Linked DNA regions of Homo sapiens: region 2 is linked to region 1. Evidence: chromatin contacts called from ENCODE Hi-C data. All regions are on one chromosome and are shown on one strand. Each heading gives the region's core, a stretch centred on a gene start or an enhancer-like site at or near the end of the contact. The rest is flanking DNA. Distances are from core to core; before and after follow the strand shown.

Region 1 (5,984 bases), core at 2,460-4,959:
CGTTTCCCTTGAACTTAAAGAAAATTACTAGGTCACCGAATCAGGATAATTTCATGTCCACCACATAAAATGTGTTTAGAAAGAAATGCTGCATGATAACACAATGTGCTGTGTATGTTCTGTTTTTCGGAGGTTCGACGGAAGAGAAAAGTGCTGTGGAGTTGGGCTCTGGGTTGTAGGAAGAACCCGGTCCTACCCTACTGCCCCTCAGGACGTTCTGTTTCCCTACTGCTTCTTCAAGATGGATTCTAAAAATCGGGCTCAAAAGCTTTGCTGGTTTAGAAGTGATCAGTTTTTCTGATTTTATTTACTGCTTTAGATTTGGGCATAAAAATAAATCTTTTTCCTATTTACCGTTTGAACTCAGTGTGAGGGAAAGGATCCCATTATATTTCCTATCCATACAAACATGTGGATATTTAGACCCGACCACATACAACTTGGGGACACATAAAAGAGATTTATTGGTTAATTTACGTTGCCTACTACACATGTAAACCCTAGTAAGCCAAAGCTGCTGAGGGAGCCTCAGCTATAGAACCACGACCCCTGGGTTCGAGTTGTCCTCCCTGACTAGAGCTGTGACTCCTGTCTCCACCTGAAAAACGAAAACACGAGAGTTGTCTCCATCCCCTCACCTCTGCCTGTGTGTAGGAAAAACTTTTCTCCTCTTAGCTTTCCCTCTTCTGCCACCACTCTGTTCTCAGACTCAGCTCCCCAAAGCGCCCTGTTCCCCGAAGTTGTTCCCAGAGTCTCCTCTTGAAAATCAAGTTTGGGGAGGAGAGAAGCTCTAAGTCATAAGAAAAACTTCGCGATTTTTCCCCCCCAACAGCAGTGATTTGCTTTGTTGGGGGTGGGGACTTTGTTTTCATGTGCAGTAACTAGCTTTATCTGGAGGGATTTTGCTTTCTACCCTCTTTTAAGGGTCAGGGGTCCCCCTCCCCAAATAAGGAAACTCCCACTCAAACCAACTGAAACCGACTTAGAAATGGCCTGCCTCTGACCTGCTGTTCACAAAGCCCCCAGCCTCGTCCTTTTGCGCGCATCTGGGACCCCTGCGTCCCACAGAACAACGACACCCCCTCAGAACCGCACTCTCAGGATGGGCCCGGCTGTCCCGTGAAGGGCTCCATTGCCCGGGATTTTGGCCTGGCTGAATCGCCTCAGGTCTGCCCCCTTAACAAGCATCCACCCCCCCGGCCCCCACCTCCCCACTTCTCGGTTGATGATCTAATTGAATTATGCCTTTTTGTTCCAGGGACTACAGAGCACGTGCTGGAGGCAATTAATTATCGGAATGTGGCCGTATCAAAACGGACACTGGGCACCGGGTAGGTCAGCGGCGGCAACTTCCCCCTGCCTTGAGCTCAAGACCCCTTCCCAAATAGGGGCATGATGAGCTCCCTCGGCTGCCCCCCTTCTGAGCCCTTCACCCAGTTGCAATCGCGCAAGGCCCTCGATTCTCGGGGTACCTGGCGGGACTCCCCGGAAACTCTCGCATCAGCGCTGGCCCGGCCAGAGCTCGACAGCCGCCCCTTCCCGGTCCCCTAGTCTCGAGAACCGCTGTCCGCGGGACCAGCTCAGTGAGGAAATCCAAACTTTTTCAAACCAACTACTTAGCCAAGGGCGGTTGGGGTTGGTGGGAGGTGAAGAGAGGTAGAGGGAAGAGAGGAAATAAAGGAGAAAGTGAAAAGAAAGGTGGGGCGGGGGGGGGGGGGGGAAGAAAGGCAATCCTCCTTTTTTGTAAACCTGACTCCAGGGGATTCATTTGCATGATTTAAGCATATTTGTTCTCTGAACACACCAGCGCCCCCCTACCCCCCCAAAGAAACCCTCTGCTGAGAGGCACTGAAACCATTCTTGGAGAGCCTATGTTCGGCAGACGCAATAATTTAAGTCAGCAGTGAACTCACCTTCCAACCTGGGGAGAGAGCTCTGGATGTGGAGAGAGAATTGGGGCGAGTTTGATGGGAGGGGGTGAATACGGTAAGATGTGCTACCGGTAGGGTGTTCTCCCAGCAAACTGGCTAAGAAAGAAGGTGAAGTGTTGGCTGGGCCAGGCAGACTGGGGAGCAGGAAGTGAAAGGCTGCAGTTATAAAGCGCTGCTTAAGGCGGTCTCTCCTGGCGCCTCTGAACTTGATCAGATGTTCTATTTCCTACAGAGAGATGGCGGCCAGGCTGTGAGGCTGCCTCAAGGCGCAGACTTTGGGGCTTGGCCCAGCTAGGGATGTGACAATCACAGCCATCTTTCTCTCTGCCTTTTCTTTCCACTCTCTTCTGCATTCTTTGCAAATGCCTTGCAGGACACAAAAATGAGTGAATTTATAGCCTTGTCTGAACCTGGTCATTATGTCAGAAAGACCTTGCAACAGACAGAAGGCGAGAGGACTTTCACACACACCCCTGGAAGTAAATCCTTAAGGGGTAAGCAGTCCCTGAGGTCACTACATGCTTTACCTTCTCCGGGTAGGAGTAGAAGAGAGTAAAGCCTTGGCTGTTCAGAGGAAAGAAAATTCCATGTCACAGTCCCCATTCAGCATCAGCAACCCCCAACACGACTTTTGCATTTGAAAATGTTGAGAATTCAAAGCTGATTAGCCTAGTGATTTGGAAACCACCCTGATACTGTGTGTGTCTAGTGTGTTTATTATGTGTTTAGTGTGTTGTGTGCATGTTTTGCGTACACTGGCTAAAAGTGTTCTTTGCATGTTTTGTATTTGTGGGTATGCTCGCTGTTATGTGTATTTGCTCTGTTGTGTTTAGTTGTGTTTCTGTGTTTGCTGTGTTGTGCGTAGTTTATGTTACTGTGTTGTATGTGCTTACTTTGTTGTGTTGTGTGCGTATTTCATATGTCGTGTTTGTTTCCTGTGGTGCGCTTGTGTTTACTGTGTTGTGTGCTTGTTTCCTACTGTGTGCTTGGGTTTACTGCGTTGTATATGTTTGCTGTGTCGTGCCCGGTGTGTAATTCGGGAAGTGGGCAGCGGCGAGTACGGCCGCTGCTCACAAACTAAAGGGTCAACGCTTGGCGCAGACGGAAGTAACGGAGATCAGCTCTAATTGTAATCGTTTCTTCTCCTTTGGGTCTCGGACAGCTGCCGACAGGTTGGGGGCACAAACGGCGAACTATCCCGGCCTGGGTCCCGGCCTCGAGGCCATCAGAACTCGCAGTGATTGGAGGTGGACGCAGCGGCTGGACCGGGAGCGCGAAACTGCTGCGCTCTCCCCAGGATCTGCGCCCTGCAGCTACAGAGGGGACATGTTCTCAAGGTGGTGAGGCAGCGGGGGCCCAAGCAGGACTGGACGTTGAGCGCCGCGTCTCCTCCATCGGCGCAGCAGTGGGACCGATCCTCGCGGGGCAAAGAGCCCGCGAGGGGTGGGGGAAAGCCCGCGAGAGTCCCGGCGGCGTCCCGCCGTTTGCCGGCTGGAGCCTGGCCCCAGTTCCCCGCAGCCACTCAAGCCCGGTGGAGCCCACTCGCGGCCGCCCGGCAGCCGCCGCCTCACCTGCCAGGCACCCGGCGGCTGCCCAATCAGCGGGGGTCGCTCGGCCGCGGCTGCCATGTTCTCCGCTCCGCGCTGCCAATCAGCCTCGCGGCGGCCAATGGGCAGTCCGGCCGGAGGTCAGGTGACCGCGGGCCAGCTGGCTCCCCATTGGCGCGCGCCTCGCGGCCTCCCGCTCGGTTTATGTGCGAGGAGTGAGTGATTGACTTTATCAGTCCAAGGACATTACTCTGGAGGCGAAGAGGCTGGGACTCGCGCGGCGAGCGGCAAGCGGCGAGTAACGAGCCTGCCTACTGCCCGCTGCCCGCCTGCCCGGCCGCTAGCCGGCTCCGCCACTTGGCGCAGCCCAGCCCGGAGGCCGGTACCCAGGGAGCCTCCTGGCCCCGCGGTTCTGTGCACTCGGGGAGAGGAGGGGTGCCCGGGACAGGATTGGCAAACTCCGCCCTCCACTTACTATTTTGCTTATTTTTCTTTGTGCGCGCCTGTTAGTTTGTTAAACCAGATCTAGTCCGAGTCTTTTCTCCTCCCTTCTCCTCCCTCCTCCTCCCCCCGCCAACACCCCCTCCCTGCTCTTTCTTCCCCTCCTCCCTCCTATCCCTCTGCAGGAGACTCTTGCAGTGACGGAAAGTTGCAGCCCCTGGTAGCGCCTTGGGGGTCTCCCCGCAGTGTCCAACCGCCGCCACCCCTTTCCGACTACGGCACTTCGGAGATCTCCTCCTTCGCCGGTACCCTCTCTCACTTCGGCCGGATCGCCTGTGCCCAGAACGTCCCACCCATGACGATGCTCCTGGACGGAGGCCCGCAGTTCCCTGGGCTGGGAGTGGGCAGCTTCGGCGCGCCGCGCCACCACGAGATGCCCAACCGTGAGCCGGCAGGCATGGGGCTGAATCCCTTCGGGGACTCAACCCACGCCGCCGCCGCCGCCGCCGCCGCCGCTGCCTTCAAGCTGAGCCCTGCCGCGGCGCACGATCTATCTTCAGGCCAGAGCTCGGCTTTCACGCCGCAGGGTTCGGGCTACGCCAACGCCCTGGGCCACCATCACCACCACCATCACCATCATCACCACACCAGCCAGGTGCCCAGCTACGGTGGCGCTGCCTCTGCCGCCTTCAACTCAACGCGCGAGTTTCTGTTCCGCCAGCGCAGCTCCGGGCTCAGTGAGGCGGCCTCGGGTGGCGGGCAGCACGGGCTCTTCGCCGGCTCGGCGAGCAGCCTGCATGCTCCAGCTGGCATCCCCGAGCCCCCTAGCTACTTGCTGTTTCCCGGGCTGCATGAGCAGGGCGCTGGGCACCCGTCGCCCACAGGGCACGTGGACAACAACCAGGTCCACCTGGGGCTGCGTGGGGAGCTGTTCGGCCGTGCTGACCCATACCGCCCAGTGGCCAGCCCGCGCACGGACCCCTACGCGGCCGGCGCTCAGTTTCCTAACTACAGCCCCATGAACATGAACATGGGAGTGAACGTGGCGGCCCACCACGGGCCCGGCGCCTTCTTCCGTTATATGCGGCAGCCTATCAAGCAGGAGCTGTCGTGCAAGTGGATCGACGAGGCTCAGCTGAGCCGGCCCAAGAAGAGCTGCGACCGGACCTTCAGCACCATGCATGAGCTGGTGACACATGTCACCATGGAGCATGTGGGGGGCCCGGAGCAGAACAACCACGTCTGCTACTGGGAGGAGTGCCCCCGGGAGGGCAAGTCTTTCAAGGCGAAGTACAAACTGGTCAACCACATCCGAGTGCACACGGGCGAGAAGCCCTTCCCATGCCCCTTCCCGGGCTGCGGGAAGATCTTTGCCCGTTCTGAGAACCTCAAGATCCACAAGAGGACCCACACAGGTAAGGGAAAAAAGCAGGCGGGCGTGGGTTCCACTGGCGATACCCCGTCACGCAGCGGACTTAGAGCGCGAGGGAGAGAGGTGGCGGCCAGGGAAAGGGGCGACGCCCCGCAACGGCCGCTCGAAAAAGAAGCGCTGTCAGTGACCATCCACCCCTAGCCCTCCCCGTCCCGTGGCGCCTTTGCCGAGTTCTAACTTCCCGGGCAGACTGCTCTGCGGTCTCAGGAACTAATTGGGACCTTCTCGCGCCCAGGAACAAACTGGCGCCGCCTCTTTTTGTCTCCCTTTCTGGGTTACCGTGAAGGGACTCCGAATGTGTTGAGAGCATATTGCTTACAAGCGACTTAGCTCTCGGCACACATTCGTGGAAGGCAACCATACAAATGCTAATGAAAACTAACTTTCGGTTACTTCCGCTTTTTTTTACACTTGATTGGCACATCTCCTAATTAAATGACTGATACTTTTGTCAAACTATTTTTATTTGGAGTTCCAGGTTCAATTCAGTCCTCCGGGAGGAAAGCTAAAGCAGTTTCGTGGTTTGTTCAGAACATCTTGTAAAACTGTCTGGAGCCCCCTGGATCGATCGATCTATCTATCTATCTATCTATCTATCTATCTATCTATCTATCTATATTTTTTTCCTCAAAC
Region 2 (5,984 bases), core at 1,583-4,082, 2.9 Mb after region 1:
GGGGAGGGGGATGGAGTGGGGAGGGGGATGGAGTAGAAAGCGGGCTCGAGACTCTGGATGAAAAGGAGCCTTCTCTGGAAAACAAATAGGTGGACTGAGTTGACATGTTAAAAACAAAACGCCTGGGAGGAGTTTCGGAGATCTTTGAAAATCTAAGGAGTACTTTTTAATACCAAATCTTCCAGCGCTGAATGTTGACTCCGGCGGTTCAGCTACCAGGGTTGAAACGTATTTGTTTCCTGCTGGGGATCCCTGTAACCATTTATTTTTAATAGGATCATCGAGATTTCCGAAGGGTTTTCGTTTTGTAAATATTTCAGCTAGGCTCAAATGTCTTCCCGCCCCAGTGCACAAAGGTAAAAGTGCCCCGTTTTTGGTCGGTTTCAGCGGCCGCGCCTTTCCAGCCCCGCCTCGCGTGGCTGCGGCAGCAGACACTTTCAGCAGACGCTCACTGCGATCAACAAGTGCGCGGCCGCGGGCTCTGCGCATTAGCTACTACTGTGTGCCCGCTCTCGGGAGACGCTCCTGGAAGACTCGGAACTCTGTTCCGAGTTTCAGTTGAGAATATTGGAAGCTGGTGTATGGTGGATCACCAGTAGTTAAAAGGAAACCATTTCAGATTATGCTTGCCTCCCCCCAGGTCCCACCCCGCCCCTAGGATGGGATCTCAGTTGTAAAACCGAGTGTTGGTTCCTCCCCAACCTGCAAAAAAGTTTCAGGGCCGCAAAATTATCAGGACTCCATCATGTTGGTTATAAAATTTATTGATCTCATTTAGGAATTAAGAGTAAAAGCTTGAAAACCCTGAAACAAAGTAGCCCCTCCCCACTACCCAAACGAAATCTGAACACATTAGCGCGAAGAAATATCAAACAGATCACGGCAGAAATCACCAACTCAACATGATTGGACAGAAGCTGTCCCGCGGCCAGGGGCGGCGAGGCGGGAGACACACGCACACCTGGCTATAAATTAACATTGGCTTTAGCTGCCGCGCTGCTTGGAGCGGTCAGCGCCCCAAAAAACCACGAGGAAAACAGACGCGACACGACTGGGGGCGTAGGCGTTGCAGTTCTCCAGCTGGCCTCACCCGATACTATGTTTCTCCCATTCACTCCTTGGCTAACTGCAAACTAACAAGACAACATTTTCAAATGTAACAGAATAACCCTGGAACTCAGGAGGAGGAGTGGGGGCTGTTTTTTCTTTGCAAATAACACAGCGATTCCCAGCCTACAAAGGTGAAAGGAGCAGCGGCGTGGGGCAAGAGAGCTCTCTAGAAGTCCCATTTTCGCTGCTCCTGACTTATTTTTGCTTTTGTACAAAACCCGACAGCTACAGCAAAACTTTCAGCCCTCCCCATCATCGGTACAAGGCAACAGTCCCAGGCAAGCAAAGCTAAACAAGGCGTCCCAACTTGGGGGTGCGGGGCGGGAGTGGGGGTGGGGGTGGGGAACAAGGGTGGACGAGCGCAGGCCGGTGCTCAGATGTGGGTCAGCGGCACCGTTCCGTTGACTGCAGTCCCGGCGCCCTGGTAGTGCTGGTGCACGCCGTGCAGGCGACCGCCGGGCAGCGGAGAGGCGGCGTCGGCCGCGTCCCCGCCGGGTGGCAGGTACATGCTGATCATGTCGCGCAGGTCGCCGAGGCACGCGCGCTGAGAGTGCGATGCGATGGCGGGCGGCGGCGAGCTGGGCTCAGACTTCACTACCGAGCCCATGGGGCCCAGGCTCATGGCGGCTGCGGCCGCAGCTGCGGCCGCGGCGGTGGCGGGCTGCTGCCCGTAGGCGGCGGCCGCGGCTGCTGTGGCTGAGGGCGCCATGCCCCCGTAGCCCGAGGCGGCGGCGGCCGCGGCAGCGACGTTCATGTAGCTCTGAGCGCCGGGCGGCATCATTGGGCTGTACTGCAGGCCGGCCATGTCGTAGCGGTGCATCGGCGGCAGCGCGGGCGGCGGCGGCGGGCTGCTCATGCTCGGGGGCTGCGCGTAGCCCAGCTGCTCCTGCACCAGCGAGTACGCGCCGTTGGCCCAGCCGTTCACGTGCGTGTACGTGTCCAGGCGCTGGCCCACGCCCACCGGACTGCTGGCGGCAGCGGCTGCGGCCGCGGCAGCGGCGGCGGCGGCCGCGGCACCGGGAGGCAGGAGGCCGCTGGGCAGGGAGTACTTATCTTTCTTGAGCAGCGTCTTGGTCTTGCGGCGCGGTCGGTACTTGTAGTCCGGATACTCCTTCATGTGCACGGCGCGAAGTCGCTTGGCCTCGTCGATGAATGGTCGCTTCTCGGCGTCGGTCAGCAGTTTCCAGTCGGCGCCCAAGCGCTTGCTGATCTCAGAATTGTGCATCTTGGGGTTCTCCAGGGCCATTTTGCGCCGCTGCCCGCGGGACCATACCATGAAGGCGTTCATGGGCCGTTTCACACGGTCCTGGTCTGTACCCCCGCCACCTCCGCTCGCACCACCGCTGCTGCCGCCGCCCGAGTTCGCGCCGCCGGCTGCGTTCGCACTACTCTTGCCTGCGCCTCCCGGGGCTGCGGGGCCGCCGGTGCCCGCCGCTTGTGTGGGTGTCCCTACGGGGTTCTTGAGTTCAGTCTCCAGAAGGCTGTACATTGCCGGGGCGGGAAGAAGGTGCGCCAGCGTGGCGGGAGGAGAAGGCGCTCCCGGGGCTGGAGCGGCCACGGTGAAAAGGCCCTGGGACTCCGTCGGAGCGGAGCTTGGGGGCCTGTGGGCCAGCGAGTCCGGCGGGAAGGGTAGGCTTATCAAAATGCTCCGCGCCAAATCAGCAGGAACCCGCGGGCTTCTCGCACCTGATGAGTTCTCTCGAACAGGTCGCATTCACAGTCTGCCTGGGCTCTAGCTGGGCCCCTTATATACCTGCTCGGATTCCCCGGGGTTGGGGCTTGGTCCGCCCCTCGCAACCCGGAGGACCCGTGATTGACAGGTTCGCAGTGATGCGCCCTGGCCAATCATTACCGAGCCCCCGTTCGGCCTGGCTGGAAAAAAAAAAGTTCGGGGAGCCCTTTCGTTCACCCCACGCCCCTCTTTGGCCTAGTGACGTGGTAAGAGTTACTTAGGAGGCGGGAGTCCACGAGGCCCACTCAGAGGCCACCAATTAGGGTTTCAAAAAGTTTGAAAGAACGAAACCTGAGGAGGTGACGGGGGGAGGGGGGAGGGGGCACGCAAGCAGATTGGGGGGAGGGGGCAGAGGGGCGCCTTCGGAATTTAGAAAACAACTTTGCAACCCTGTCAAGGCAGACCGGCGCCCCATCCCCCGGCCAGCCCGCAAAGCTTCCCGTTGTCTGCACGGAGGTTTTCTGGCCGCTTCTGCTGCCAGCGCTAGGAACGCAGGGCACCACCAGCTACCCAGGCCGGCTTAGGGACTCCAGGCTCATTGGAAGTGCTCCTGGCTGCGTCTCCAAGAAGCTCTCCCTGGAATTGGCCGCTGGTTGTCCAGATCTTTCTCTAGGAGGGCCAGTGCGTCCAGGACGCAGCGTGGGTCAGGGGCCCGGGCATGGGAGACAGGCTTCAGGACTGCGGGGTGCATTCGGCTGTGAGGCTCTTGGGGGTTTGCAGGAGGGCGGGCAAGCAGTCAGTCGCCCGTCTCCTGAGCCTGTCGGAGGCGCTCGCACAAGGTGGTGTGGAAAGTATGTGTGGGACGTAGGGGGTGAACTGGCCTCCGCTCTCTCGATCCTGGCCCCCGCTTAGCGGCCCCTTTTTGTCTCTGCTCTGTGGCCATTTCGGTTTTTCCAGTCCGATGCCCCTGAGGGGGAGGGTCGGGCCCCTTGGAAAATCCGTTTTCATGGCAACACGGAGCCTCTCAGAGTGAAAGAAAAGTTTCTTGGAGGGGGGAACGTTGGCCGGAGCGGAGCCGAGGCCGTCCTCCGGGCGAACCGCCGGGCCCCCTCCACTGCCCCCGCACCTGCCGGGACCGCTGAGCGCTACTCTGGGCGCGCAGCCTCGCCGCCTCCCCCGGGAGCAGGCTCTGCTAACGGATTCCGTCCGTCTCTTTTATTGTTTTAGAGACTTCCTGAGATTCGGAGCGGGACATTCACTTGCTTGTTGGGTTATCTGCCAAAGACTAGCGGCGCGGGAACTCTGGCTGCGGGGAGAGGAAACCCCGATAATCGCCACTGCCAGCTGAAGCGAGTGGCACAGCGTTTGAAACTCTCGGAGCAGCCCGAGGTAGCGAGTGGGAATGAGAAGCCATCCCGGCAGATTTGGCAGAAACTAAAATAAGGTGTCCATACGGTGTGGGGTCTCGCCCCCCCATCATCCCTAGCCCCGTGGAAAGGTGGGGAACTAAACGGAAAGCATAATCTTAAGTGGGTGGGGGGCGCATGGGGGAATCCCAGGTTTCTAGCGTCTTAGCGTTAATGCAAGACCAGGCGATCCCGGGACTTCTGCATGCTGGGCTCTTCCCCCTTTCTCTCCACGAATTAAAAAGTACGCCTCTTCGGCTTGTTAGTGGGGTCAGGGGGGGAGTGGAGGCTCAGGGCAGGCCAGCCCCCTCTCGGCCAGGCGGACCTCTGGCAAAAGAATCCCGGCTCCCAGTCGGCATCATCTCTCGGAAGTTTGGGGTCTGGAAACTTGCCCCTTAAGTTTGTGTTCCACTTGATCTGAGTATTCTGCAGCCAAGGGCTGCAGTCAACTGGATGGGTATACGGATTTAGGGTTTTAAATGTAAGTAAACTCTCTGGAAGGCTTCTGTGTGTAGATACAGTGTGTGTGTGTGTGTGTGTGTGTGTGTGTGTGTGCGCGCGCGCGCGCGCGCGCGTAGCGAACGTGAGCTGATAAGTACGTCTCAGAAAACATAATGATTAGGCAATCCCTACCTGCACCTGTTTTCTTGGCGAAGTGGCCGACAAGGTCAAACTTTCTTAGGCAAATCCATCCTCTCCTACAGAAGCCAATGTGCAATATCTCTGCCCTCCTGCCGTCTTTCCCGCATGCCCTCTCTGGGCTTTTCTGGGCCCTGGAGGCTGTTGCTAAGTGAAGCGCGTTTTAGGAAACTACCCAACCGACGCGCGGCCTGGCGTCCAGTAGCTTCACAGATGTCAGGTTTCTTTCCAAGTTTTAGGACCCAAGTAAACGTTGCAGTGACAGCGCCTGGGCTGCATATTTCCCAAGGCAGGGGATACGGTGCTGGGCCGACACCCTCCCCGCAGCAGATTACCAGGGGAAACTAGTCACTGCTCCCAGCTGTCTGACATTTGATCACACTTAGCCCGAGGCTTAGGTGAGCTCATTTTTGCCCTACATCCTCCTGCCAGATTTACAGCAGTCTTTTGCCAGGACCAGGCACACTCTCCCAATTCTCCCGGCTTCTCGCTGAGGCCAGCTCCCTCTCGGGGGGTAGATACATAAAATCTCCGTATCTGGTGGTTCTGGGGTGATCTGCACATTCTCAAGTAAGAGCCACGCCAGATTTCCTTGGAAACTCTTGCCAGGACACTTTCTAAATACAAGCTATCATTTCAATAGACAAGCAAGGTTACCATTGCGGGCGTGGGGAGATGGGGGAAGGCTGGAAATAAATCAGTTCTTAGCCCACCTGCAGCGCAGGCTTAGCCACCAGCCCAGCGGCGCAACCTTCGCTAAGGGTCGGGAGAGGTGTCGCGACAGGTACCACAGCGCAGGAGGCCTCGGTTCCGGCTGGGGCTGCGGGAAGGCAGGGCAGCTGGCGGAGCCCCAACTCCAGTGTCTCCGACGCGCACCCTGCACCCAGCGAGGAAAGCAGAGGAACGCAGTGGGAACCAGGACCGATCCTTCAACCTCTTCAGGAGAAGAGAGCGCGCTCAGCAGCTCTCTCGCCCTCTCCAGCCTCCAAGTGCCCTTGGGCGGTTCACAGAGCTCCGGATCTGGCGCTGGGAACCCGACCAAGGCCTCCTCCCCATTCCCCCGCCCTTCCTAGAGAGCTCCCGCTCCCTCCGACTGGAGCCAGCCCTGGGGCTCCCAGAACCCAGGGCGCGACAATAGCGCCGTTTGTTGGCTTCGG

The links. Hi-C counts contacts between places; a loop is a spot of excess contacts on that map. Pooled maps may share reads with other maps.
Region 2: a loop to region 1 is called in a pooled map, with 26 times the contacts of the local background. The contact joins the promoter of SOX3 here to the promoter of ZIC3 in region 1. A Hi-C loop is called at or near these places in 5 of 37 single-sample maps with no recorded cell type and 10 of 50 pooled maps.

The regions. Positions count from the first base shown.
Region 1 is chrX:137,562,418-137,568,401 of GRCh38, forward strand. It overlaps ZIC3 (Zic family zinc finger 3), which reads left to right and starts at 3,710. Exons shown (of 3, transcript NM_003413.4): 1 at 3,710-5,334. The coding sequence starts at 4,275. It overlaps LINC02931 (long intergenic non-protein coding RNA 2931), which reads right to left and starts at 2,067. Exons shown (of 3, transcript NR_186571.1): 1 at 1,914-2,067. RefSeq lists an enhancer at 4,111-4,696.
Region 2 is chrX:140,502,237-140,508,220 of GRCh38, forward strand. It overlaps SOX3 (SRY-box transcription factor 3), which reads right to left and starts at 2,833. Exons shown (of 1, transcript NM_005634.3): 1 at 749-2,833. The coding sequence starts at 2,824. The coding sequence ends at 1,484. RefSeq lists promoters at 2,566-3,274, 2,785-3,071.